2 separate regions of the Mus musculus genome follow, and region 2 is linked to region 1. A link is a loop called in an ENCODE intact Hi-C map of the cell type or tissue named here. Cell type or tissue: gastrocnemius. All regions are shown on one strand. Each heading gives the region's core, and the rest is flanking DNA. Links, peaks and the distances in the headings are about the cores only. Region 1 has its middle 19 kb from the start of A430010J10Rik. Region 2 overlaps E230016M11Rik (RIKEN cDNA E230016M11 gene).

Region 1 (5,381 bases), core at 66-5,065:
GGAGGAAATAAAAAGTGCAAGACCAATATTTAACACAGAGAGTGTGGCAGAGAGTATGCACCCAACCACTACCCTCCATATTTGCAGAAGGCATCCAATCTGGGTTCCAGGCAAAGCACCAGGGCAAAGGGGGTCTCATCTGTCTGTGACCTTGGATATGGCACTGAAAGCTGTTTAGCTGGATCTCTCATCTCCTCTGAAGACTTTACCTTCAGTCCCTAAGCCTGTCTGCCCAGAAAGACTGTGAGATGCAGTCCTCAGGCACTCTGGTTTGTAGACTTACTGACTTGACAACAAGCCATCGCCATACACGTCAGGCCACCTAGTGCTTTAGTCAGAGAAGAAACGATGTTGAGTGATAAGAGCACCTTTCTTGTAAACATATATTTTTTTAAATTTCCTTAAAGAAAATGGCAAGAAGGGGGAAGTGTCAGCTGGGCTATGGAGCTCATTAGTCCCGGTGCTAGACGGTTAGAGGAAATTCACCACAGCCCAAGTCCCTGGGGCATCCAGTCCAGCTTGACCACTGGAGGGAAAGTCCCCTTGTCAGTATCCCAGTCATGAACTTCCAGCTTGCCAAAGCAAAACCACACATGGTGCAAACACAATGCTCGGGGAGTAATCCAGCCCTTCCTGAAGACAGCAACCTGCAGAAAACACTCCTCACACTTCCAGGGCCAGGGATCACTCTGTACTGCTGAGCCAGGGCCCAGCCTGGGGAGCCACAGCAAGGGTGTGGCCTCACCGATACCTTTTCCTTCCCTCCCTCCTGTCCTCATACTACTGTTATCAGGGTTACCTGTGCTTGAACACTTCCGGGCTTATTCTCTTCTGCTCCACTCTGCAGGGAGGAGCCCCAATCTTAGGAAGTTTACCTGGCTAGCTGTGGTCACACTGTGGGTAAGTAGCCATGTCAGGACTCTACCCCATGACCTGACTCCAAGGCCATTCATAGTTTTCCACACCAAGTGTCTCTCTCATCCCGAGATCCTCCACCCTGTCCCCTGGCCACCTGTGGTTTCCTGCCTCAGCCAGATGAAGCTGTGCAGCTACTGCGTTTTTTCCCCGGGAACCTTCAGCAGTCCCTGCTCTTCACTGTTGAGTCACAGCTTCTTCGTGCCATGTCCTCCGCTGGAACAGTCATAGGAAAGTGTCTGGAAACTCCCCTGGGTCTTATCAGCAAAGAAATTCGGTGAAGGTAATTCCTTTGCTTTCTCAGACTTCACCTTGCCCCGAGAGAATAAGGAAGGCTGGAAGGCGCGAGTGTGAAAATGAGCTCTTGGAGTTAGAGGAAGCTTTCCATGATAACACAGGGATATGGCAGTCCCTGTAAACACTCTAGTGACAGCTGGTCTTCAAGGGCCTGACGACAAGAGGCACTATGTCTAGTGCTCCCCTCCTTGTCTGGTCCTTGTCCCCCACAACATCAGCCCAAAGCAACAGCTAGCACCAATCAAATGCCTATTGTACTAGAGCTAAGAGTCAGAGGTCAAGAGCGTTAGTATGAACTCAAAAAATGTTACTCTCTGAGCCTCAGGCTTTTTTCTATCTGCCACTTGTCAGAACTGATGAAACTGTTGAGAGATTAAATAAAGCCACATACAGTGTCTGATCCATCATGAGCACTCAAATAATCATAGCTACTAGCATTGTTAAGTGTAAGACAACCATTTTGCCTTCATGAGTCCAGGCTGGAGACACTTACTGAGCACTGAGTTTGCCTTAGGAGCTAGCTATTCATGTCTCTGGGAAAGGTAGAAAGACCGAGATAATACTTGCTTGAAGGGAGCTCACAGGGCACAGGCCTAGTGTCAAATTATTACGAAATTATGAAGAAAATGTATGTAGATAGGTACACCAACAACAGAGAGACAGTAGGAGGGTAGTCTAAACCCTGGAAAAGGTGCTGTTTAGACCAATGTGAAGAGGAGGAACTGGCAGTCAGGGCATAGAAAGGGACAGCTAGAGGAAAGATTTGTGCATTGCTTAAGGTCTAATGACAGAAGGTGGAGTGACTTGGGACAAAAGAGCTCAGGGATTGACTAGCCAGGCTGTGCTGGAGAGAACATTTACCTTCTAACCTATGGCAGGGAGGACTCTCTCTTGAGAGAGAGAAAAAGAGGTGACGTGGAGAAGGTCCCAGGAATGATGGTGCAGAGTGGCGTCCTGTCTGTCTGTCTGTCTCTTGCGTAGTAGGCTCCCTGGGAGAAACTAGGACTTTTAGACACTCAAAATGGAGCACTCTGGTGAAAGTGCTCACGGTGTGTCATGGTGTCTTGAAAAATGGTCTAATGGGCTTCCCAGCAATCAGAAAAATCTGAAGGAGCTGACCAATGCAACAAACAAGGACACCAGAGTTTACCCAAGGTCCTGCTGCAGGCCAGCAGCCAAACTGCATTTCTCACCCAGGCCTGTGCGCTCCCAGAACTGTCCTTCTTAACCACCACAATATTACCTCAGCATCTGTGGATGATGCACTTTCAAAACTGAGTAACTGTGGGTCTCTGATTCCTTTCCAAACACAAGAATTAGTCCTCCCTGTCATAAACTCACTAATTCTCCGTCCACACAATGAGCCTGACATTCCATCTCTAGCCACGGTGCCCATATTTAGCATACTTCAAATGTTGTCCCAGGAAAACACACTATAAACAGACAGGAGAGCAGAGTGGGTGGAGCAGGAGGCAGGGGGAAAGGGATGTGGCAGCTGCCAACACCTGTTCGCCCAGAATTGCAGCCCGGTGCAATCTCAGGCTGTCTGCCTCTGTCACCCAACTTCTGTCAGTGCGGGCTAGGGGGTGCCACATCCAAATATTTGTAAGGTTCACCGTGTAGCCTGGGCAGCAGCTGTGAAATAGGAGTCCGAGAGCAACGTTGAGCAGGGTAGGGAGTAAAAGCCACCAGGACCTTTGATTCTTTTTCCAAAGCACAGCTAACACCCGCAGTATGCTGGTGTCAGGCTGGCGGCCCACAAGGAAGGCTCGGCGACAGGCAGGAGTCATGACCCAAGGACAGAGAATTATTTACTCCCTGGGAACAGGTGCTCCCTGGGACTCATAGTCCTCGCTGGCTTGATTCTCTGCCCACATGTTCCAGCCCTTCTCAGATGCAGCTCCTTCCAGGGCCACATGAGGCTCTAGCCCTGGACGCTGGTTTCTTGGTGACCTTTGGCAGCACAAAGCTTGCAGGCTCCTGGCAGATGCCATGAAGAGGGCACAGTACCAGCTTGGGTTATTATGTGCTGGCTGGAATCATATCACTTTATAAACAATTGCAACCATGCCAGGTGGTAAGATCATTTGTGCCCTGATGAGCCTACAACCTCCCTGTCTGTATCCACAGAGATACACCAGAATAGTAAGGGGGATGTTGTAGAAGAGTGAGAGAAGCGTGCTGCTGCTTCCGAGGATCTCTGCACACTGCAATTCACCTCCAGGAAACTGCTCTCTAAATTTTCCCCCTGTTGTACAGTGAGAGGGCAGACAACCGAACAAGTAGACTCTGGCTTCCATCAGCTCTTCTTTCCTTCCCTGATTGTTACTTCCTTAAAGCTCTACTTGGTAAGCATACAAGAGGAAGGTTTAGATTTTGCCAGCTTACAAAACAATATAGACAGCATCTGAAACATTTGTTTGCATGGTAGGATTATAGCCAGAGAAGGGGAAGCGAGAAAGCAAGGGCCCTATAGGGCTTCTTGGATCATGAACAGCCCACAGGCTGTAGCCTCATCCTTTACTCCTTATTCTCATAGTCCTCAGAACACAGAGGTGGAAACTAGGAACTCTTCTTGGTCCAGGAATGCAGAGAGGAAAAGAAGCAAACGAGAGGCAATTACGCTCCATGGCACAGTCACAAGGCCATGAGAAGCCATGCTGTGCTAAAGAGGAGCTCGGAAGAAGAGAGCCATCTGGCTTCCTGGTTCACCTTTGTCCTCTCTCCTAGACTGCAGTAAAACTGCACCTCCACCAGCACTCAGTGCCTGTAAGGCACCTTATCAGTCACAGAGAGCTCTCTCTAACTAGTAAATTGGTATATCCTCTAGTTCTCCAAAATCCTGCAGTAGCCACGGCTGTCTTGGGAATAAAGATGGCTAATCATCACCTAGACTCCTCCCCATTTGCTCTCAAGTTCATCTTTCCCCATTCATTTTACTACAACAGAACTGAGCACGATGCTATCTCCCCCTCTTTAGATTGGCTTCCTAGAGAACCCTGATGCAGCCCTCAAAACTCTATATGACAATCTCATGAGATCCGTCATGTAGGTTTTGCACTGTTTTCCTATTTTTGTCTGAAGCCGTGTCTTCCCTTCAGCTTGAAGCAGCTCCCTTATCCAGTACCCTGCCTAGACCAAGTGATCTAAACTCCGCATGATTTGATATCCTCTGTCTTCTAACCTGTTCTTCATTGTTTAGGCCTGAAGGATTCACCAGCTTGGTGAACCATAGAAAAGGTTAAAGGAGAGAAAGGGTTCAGTATCGCTGAGCTGTGGGGCCGCCCCCGTACTCATTTGGTCTCACAACAGTTCATCAAACAGAGAAGTTGACTTCCATCTTACAGAATAAGACAATGGACTCAGAGACTGTATGGGACTATCCCAATGTCACTCAGTGGATAGGTGGTGGTTGTTAGCATTTTGTCTCAGCTCCACCCCACAGTTACCTGGCAACAGCCAGGTCTGCCTGACTCAGTATAAAAGGGGCTGCTTTCTTGCCTTCTTGCTCTTGCTCTGTCCTCTCAACCCTTCCCCATCTCTCTCCATTCTCCTCCAACCCAGGCTGCCTCACTGCACAGGGGGAGGATGTAGAGAAAGTCTGTGGAGTTGAAAAGTGGTTCTGAATTACTCTCCACATAGGCTAAGAAGAAAGCCCACTGTTGTCTTTGTCCTCACAAACATCCCATGTTTAAATCCTGCTTCTAGAAGAGGTTCCTGTCTTCTTCCTCAAATTTGAGTGATCTTATTGTCTGACATCCTATCTCTCACTACATTGTACAATAGCACTGGTTCCTGCTTCTGTTTTCCACATCTTATTGCTCCAACCAAAGGCTGGAAATATTCCCTATACAGTGTCTGGGATAATATCGGGTACATGGCAAATAGCCAACCAGTAAGTCCTTTATTCCAAAGACTTATTGATTGGCAGATGCATGCAGACCCAGCCCCTCCTCCCAGTTCCACGTCATCTTGGGGCAGTCAGTTAATATAATCTTTTATCTCTAGCGTCATCATTAAGGCTTACTATTGACCAAAGTAATTTGTTGAATTCTTGCAGCAGCCCCAAGAGGCAACTATCTTTGTGATTACATTTTATAGAAAGAAGGAAAACAAAACACAAAGGTTAAAAGACTTTTTCAGAGCCACAAAGCCAGAAAGTCCCCGTG
Region 2 (5,381 bases), core at 136-5,135, 89 kb after region 1:
CTACATATGCAGCTAGAGACACGAGCTCTGGGGGTACTGGTTAGTTCATATTGTTGTTCCACCTATAGGGTTGCAAACCTCTTCGGCTCCTTGGGTGCTTTCTCTAGCTTCTCCATTGTGGGCCCGTGTTTCGTCTTATAGATGACTGTGAGCATCCACTTCTGTATTTGCCAGGCATTGGCATAGCCTCATACGAGACAGCTATACCAGGGTCCCTTTACCAAAATCTTGCTGGGATATGCAATAGTGTCTGGGTTTGGTGGCTGATTATGGGATGGATCCCCAGGTGGGTAGTCTCTGGATAGTATCCTTTAGTCTTAGCTCCAGACTTTGTCTCTGTAACTCCTTTCATGGGTATTTTGTTCCCTATTCTAAGGAGGAACAAAGTATCCACCCACTGGTCTTCCCTCTTCTTGATTTTCTTGTGTTTTGCAAATTGTATCTTGGGTGTTCTACATTTCTGGGCTAATATCCACTTATCAGTGAGTGCATATCTAATGACTTCTTTTGTGATTGGGTTACCTCACAAAGGATGATATCCTCCAGATACATCCATTTGTCCAAGAATTTCATAAATTCATTGTTTTTAATAGCTGAGTAGAACTCCATTGTGTAAATGTACCACATTTTCTGTATCCATTCCTCTGTTGAGGGACATCTGGGTTCTTTCCAGCTTTTGGCTATTATAAGTAAGGCTGCTATGAATATACTGGAGCATGTGTTCTTATTACCAGTTGGAACATCTTCTGGATATATGCCCAGGAGAGGTATTGCTGGATCTTCCGGTAGTACTATGTCCAATTTTCTGAGGAACCTCCAGACTGACTTCCAGAGTGGTTGTACAAGCTTGCAATCCTACCAGCAATGGAGAGTGTTCCTCTTTCTCCACATCCTCGCCAGCATCTGCTGTTACCTGAATTTTTGATCTTAGCCTTTCTGACTGGTGTGAGGTGGGTGGAATCTCAGAGTTGTTTTGATTTGCATTTCTCTGATGATTAAGGATGTTGAACAGTTTTTCAGGTGCTTCTCAGTCATTCGGTATTCCTCAGTTGAGAATTCTTTGTTTAGCTCTGTACCCCATTTTTAATGGGGTTATTTGAATTTCTGGAGTCCAGCTTCTTGATCTCTTTGTACATATTGGATATTAGTCCCCTATCAGATTTAGGATTGGTAAAAATCCTTTCCCAACCTGTTCGTGTTGGCCTTATATCTTTATTGGGTTATACAAGCATCTTGTGCTTCATTGAAGATAAATTTTGCCTCAAAAACATTTTAATCAAAGAAATAATTAATTTGTTATTTTATATGTATGTGTGATTTGTCTGTGTATCATGTGTGTGCAGTGTTCACAGAGACCAGAAGAGGGTGTCAGGTCCCTGAAACTGGTGTTACAAACAGTTGTGAGACACTTTGTGGGTGCTGCAAATTGAACTCAAGTCTTCTACCAGATCAACAAGTGCTCTTAATTGCTGAACATCTCTCTAGCCTCACTTTAAAATGTCTTAAGTAAAATATGTTTATTAGGGAAAACATCAATAAAAAATGTGAAGAAAAAAAAACCAGCATAACTTGTGATTCTACACTCAAAGGAGCACTGCTTACATTTTAACATGTGGTCTTCCTAATTACTTCTACATACATACATAGCATTGAGTTGGACAGAAAGTTTTATGTTTTAATTTTGTAAATAAACTGTGTACTAACAACATACTTAAAGATTCTTTATAATTATCTCCTAAAGGATTAGTTTGCTACATAGAACAAGGGTTCTACATTTGTTTGGTGATGTCTGGAGCCTATGATATCCAGCATTCTCTGCAGCAGCATATGTAGAATGTGAAATCACTCCCTAAAGAGCTTCCTTGATTGAGACCTGAATCCTAGCTACCAGAAGATCACAGCAGTAAATCATTAGGCTGGGAGTAGAACATTTATTTGATGCAGTACATAAAGTATCATCTCAGAATTTGCTCTTCTGTCATCCTCAGATAGTTAAACTATTAAAAAAAAACCAGTCTGGTTCGTTGGACTTATTTTTTTAACTTGGGGAGACCTGCATCATTGCATGACTAGGTTGTCATGATCTACAACCTCAGAAACATGACACAGCATGAGCTCATACAAGCAAAGCTCACATATATGAAATTTAAAAATCACACTAAATTGAAAACTATATTTGAAGTCAACAAAGTGACAGATCACATTAGAACTTCTATTTTAAAAGTCCCATTGCCAGTACTGGGAAAATGGCTCAGGGGACAAAGTGCTCAAGAGTAAGTTTCTGCATTCACATCTTCAGAACCCATGTAAAGCCAGATGTGGTAGTGAGAATCTCTAACCCTAAATCTCTAAAGTAGGCAAAGAATCCACAGAACCAGCTAACCTGACATATGCAGCTGCAAACAAGAGATCCTGTCTCAAACAGGATGACCAGAGACTGACGTCAATATGCTCTCTGTGACCCACATGCATCTGTGCTCACACACATGATCATTAACACATTAAGTGTGGTTCACTTAGCAAGAAGCGTGATAACTTGTGGTTAAATATTCTGGTGAGTCCTCTTTTGCCAATGATGGGAAACATTTGGACAGAATCATTTGAAAAGTAGAAAAGCAAGGGCCAGAAGCAAAGATCTGTGAGAAACAGAACCGTCTTCAGCTTTACACTTCTGGCAAACGATAAAAGGCATCTCTAATGACAGCAGCCAGATGGAGATCAAATGACAGCTGGGAGTTGATAATGGCCCCCAGCCCTCCGGCAGAGAAGCACAGGGTAGTGGCAAGGGGTGTCAGATGGGTGGGGGTGAGGGGGTGAGGCCGGGTGGGGGGAGTATGTTCCTGGTACTGCAGCTCAATTCTGGGAGCAACAGTATTATCCATGTCAGCCATGGCCAGTTGTGAGGTGCTGCCTGCCAGCCAACTGCTACATCCCTGAACCATGTCAACCCTTTCTTCCTTTCTACTCTGGCCTCTATTAGTTACTGGATACTATCAGCTAATTAATGTCCCCTAAGGAGGGAGGGTCCAGATGTTGAGGCTGCAGTTGCTGGTTTGAAAGTTCACAAACACAGGAAGCCTTCAGAGGATGAGAGAAAACATACAGCCATTCTAAAGTGGATTTGGGGGAAGTCATTGTTTGGTATATAAAGAGGCACAGATGAGAAATATTTGCATAACAGCAAGGCCAACTCTTTAGCGCACAGAAATACATCATTTCCCATTGTCCAATCTCCTTTCATGAGGGCTGACTTCATCCAGGAAGGATTGTGCATATTGCTTGTAGCCAAGGCTGCACTGAAATTCAGAGGAAGCTTTCATCACAGTGGGCGGACTGGGAGGTCTAGTATTTTTGTTACCATCAACGACAGTGTAAAGGTTAGAGAAAGTGAAAACAGACATGGTGTTTTATTTAGATGAAAGAAATCAGAACAAATATAGTTAAAATAGAAACTGTAAAGATGGGACCATATCATGAACAATGTATGACTTTTTATCATGTTCTATAAAAGTACTAAACAGACATATTACTTCAGTTAATGCTGTTTCTTAAATATCATTTGTATGATTTTTATCCCTAGAAAAAGAATGTTATTCTTACCTAGTGCTGGAATTATAGGCATCTGCCACTACATGCATCTAGACATTCTTGAGTTTTGAATACTGTGCAAATAAGCATATTACATTAGTCTAAAAAGCTTTCTTTATTAATTAAAAAACCTAGCAAAAAGTCAAGGGAGAAATGTCATCAAATCTGAGAAAAGTAGGCGGCAGAGCACTGGAGAGGACTGCCTTGAAGGTTGCTAAGAGCTCAATCAAAAAACCTGAGAACTGGCTGGATTCAAGGCCACATGTGTATAGCTTTGGGTCACAGATGGGCTGGTTATGATAAGTTTATATGTAGTATATAAACCTAAACTTCTAAAACAGAGTAGAGGGTCCAGTTGCTAGGGATAATTAGAGACATGCCAAATTAACTGAACTTAATCCAGATGGTCATTAAACAAGAAGCCCACCTGGCCTCAGTTGTTTCGCCATCTGTTGTGGATGTTCTCCAATGTTTGAGTTCCCACCAGTTCCCAGGTGTGGCCTGTTTATTAGGATGCAGTGCCAAGCTGTATACCATAGCATTTGGGAAGCAGTCAACGTGTTGAGGTTAATTCAGCAAACTGTAAGAGCTTCAACTGAACTCTGGAGGTGAAATGGAAAATTTGAAAACTCAATATCAAAGCTGTGAAAAAATGTGTTTTGAATTCTTAGACCCATTCTTTGGAGATTTAAATTGTAAGACCAAAACACTGTTACTGTGTCTGTTTCTCAGTCTGTGTGTCTGTCTCTCTGTGTATGTGTGTCTTTTTGTCTCTGTCTGCCTCTCTCTGTCAGCGGTGATAAGGGATGGTGTGTTTCAGTGACTGCAGAAAATAATAGAATAACAAATTAATAAGTACAAAATGTTAGAGCTGGAGTGGACTTAGAGAGCAGCCTTCTTATTTCCAGCTGGGCTCACTGTGCATCTCAGGGGCTGCGGCTGCACTGAATGCATGTGTGTGAGTGGATGCTGAGTAGAAGCCTATGCTTCCCCGCCCCCCCCTCCCCGCCCCCCCCCCCCCACTCCCTTTAGGCCACTCTAGCTACATCTCTGCTCTGCTGTGTGCCCATTTTGTCTTTGGAGAAAATTCTGCCTTGTGGTTTTCTTTTTCTTTTTAGGTTTAATAACTATTTGGCAAATGAAAAAACTGAGGAATAGAGCCAGTAAATAACCTGCCTTACAGGACATATTACCTAATGCACATCCTTGGAAGGACATCAAACTAGATTTATCATAGTTGGCTATACATACAAAGTACCTACACGAATACTAATTGTACAACATCACTTCAAAACTTCCTTAAATACAGACCAGGTATGAAATGTAAGCATGAAATACATCTACAAGCAGCTTCTCATGTGTTTGTAGTGAGGCTGCCTACAATAGAGAGGACAGCTTGTTCCCCATTTTGAGGCTCCAGCTAAAAGTGCATAGAAAAATCCATGGCTCCTTTGTGTTTAGTGGTCAGAAGGATTAACAAGACTACTTCTCACTCCTGGGCTCACTCCTGGGTCTTATAAGGAGCTGAACCAAAACATATGGGGAAAATCATATGTCATCATGAGAATGTTGTTAAACACCGTCCATCACTGTGCCACACACTGATATGGTCTATGAAGCACAGAATTGTGCAAACAGGACAGTTACAGTGTGATAATGTTATCTTACAGCGTAAGGTTTACTGCTTTCTTAAAAGCATTGAAGTTAGAGGGGTAAACGTTGAAACTATAATAAAGACTGCTCTAACTTTCCTTTATTCTTCATTTCTTTTGTTTTCAATCTCCTGAAAATTA

The links. A loop is a pair of places that touch in the nucleus more often than their neighbours do. Peaks named below come from ENCODE experiments on the same cell type or tissue, not always from the same donor. Only the 100,000 strongest peaks of a DNase experiment are listed, where the experiment ranks them.
Region 2: it touches region 1 in a loop (4-fold over the local background); 7 of 42 quality-filtered maps call a loop at or near these places.

The regions. Positions count from the first base shown.
Region 1 is chr6:67,136,205-67,141,585 of GRCm38, reverse strand. No RefSeq gene overlaps it. Among named protein-coding and RNA genes, the nearest start is that of A430010J10Rik, 19 kb to the left of the region's middle. In gastrocnemius, for the core only: CTCF peaks have their summits at 2,812 and 3,112; DNase peaks (open chromatin) are centred at 2,820, 3,115 and 3,892; H3K4me3 peaks cover 567 bases; H3K27ac peaks cover 3,104 bases.
Region 2 is chr6:67,046,930-67,052,310 of GRCm38, reverse strand. The region is part of intron 1 of E230016M11Rik (RIKEN cDNA E230016M11 gene); the gene reads right to left. Among named protein-coding and RNA genes, the nearest start is that of Gadd45a, 12 kb to the right of the region's middle. In gastrocnemius, for the core only: no CTCF peak of the experiment used is centred there; DNase peaks (open chromatin) are centred at 2,787 and 4,048; H3K27ac peaks cover 244 bases.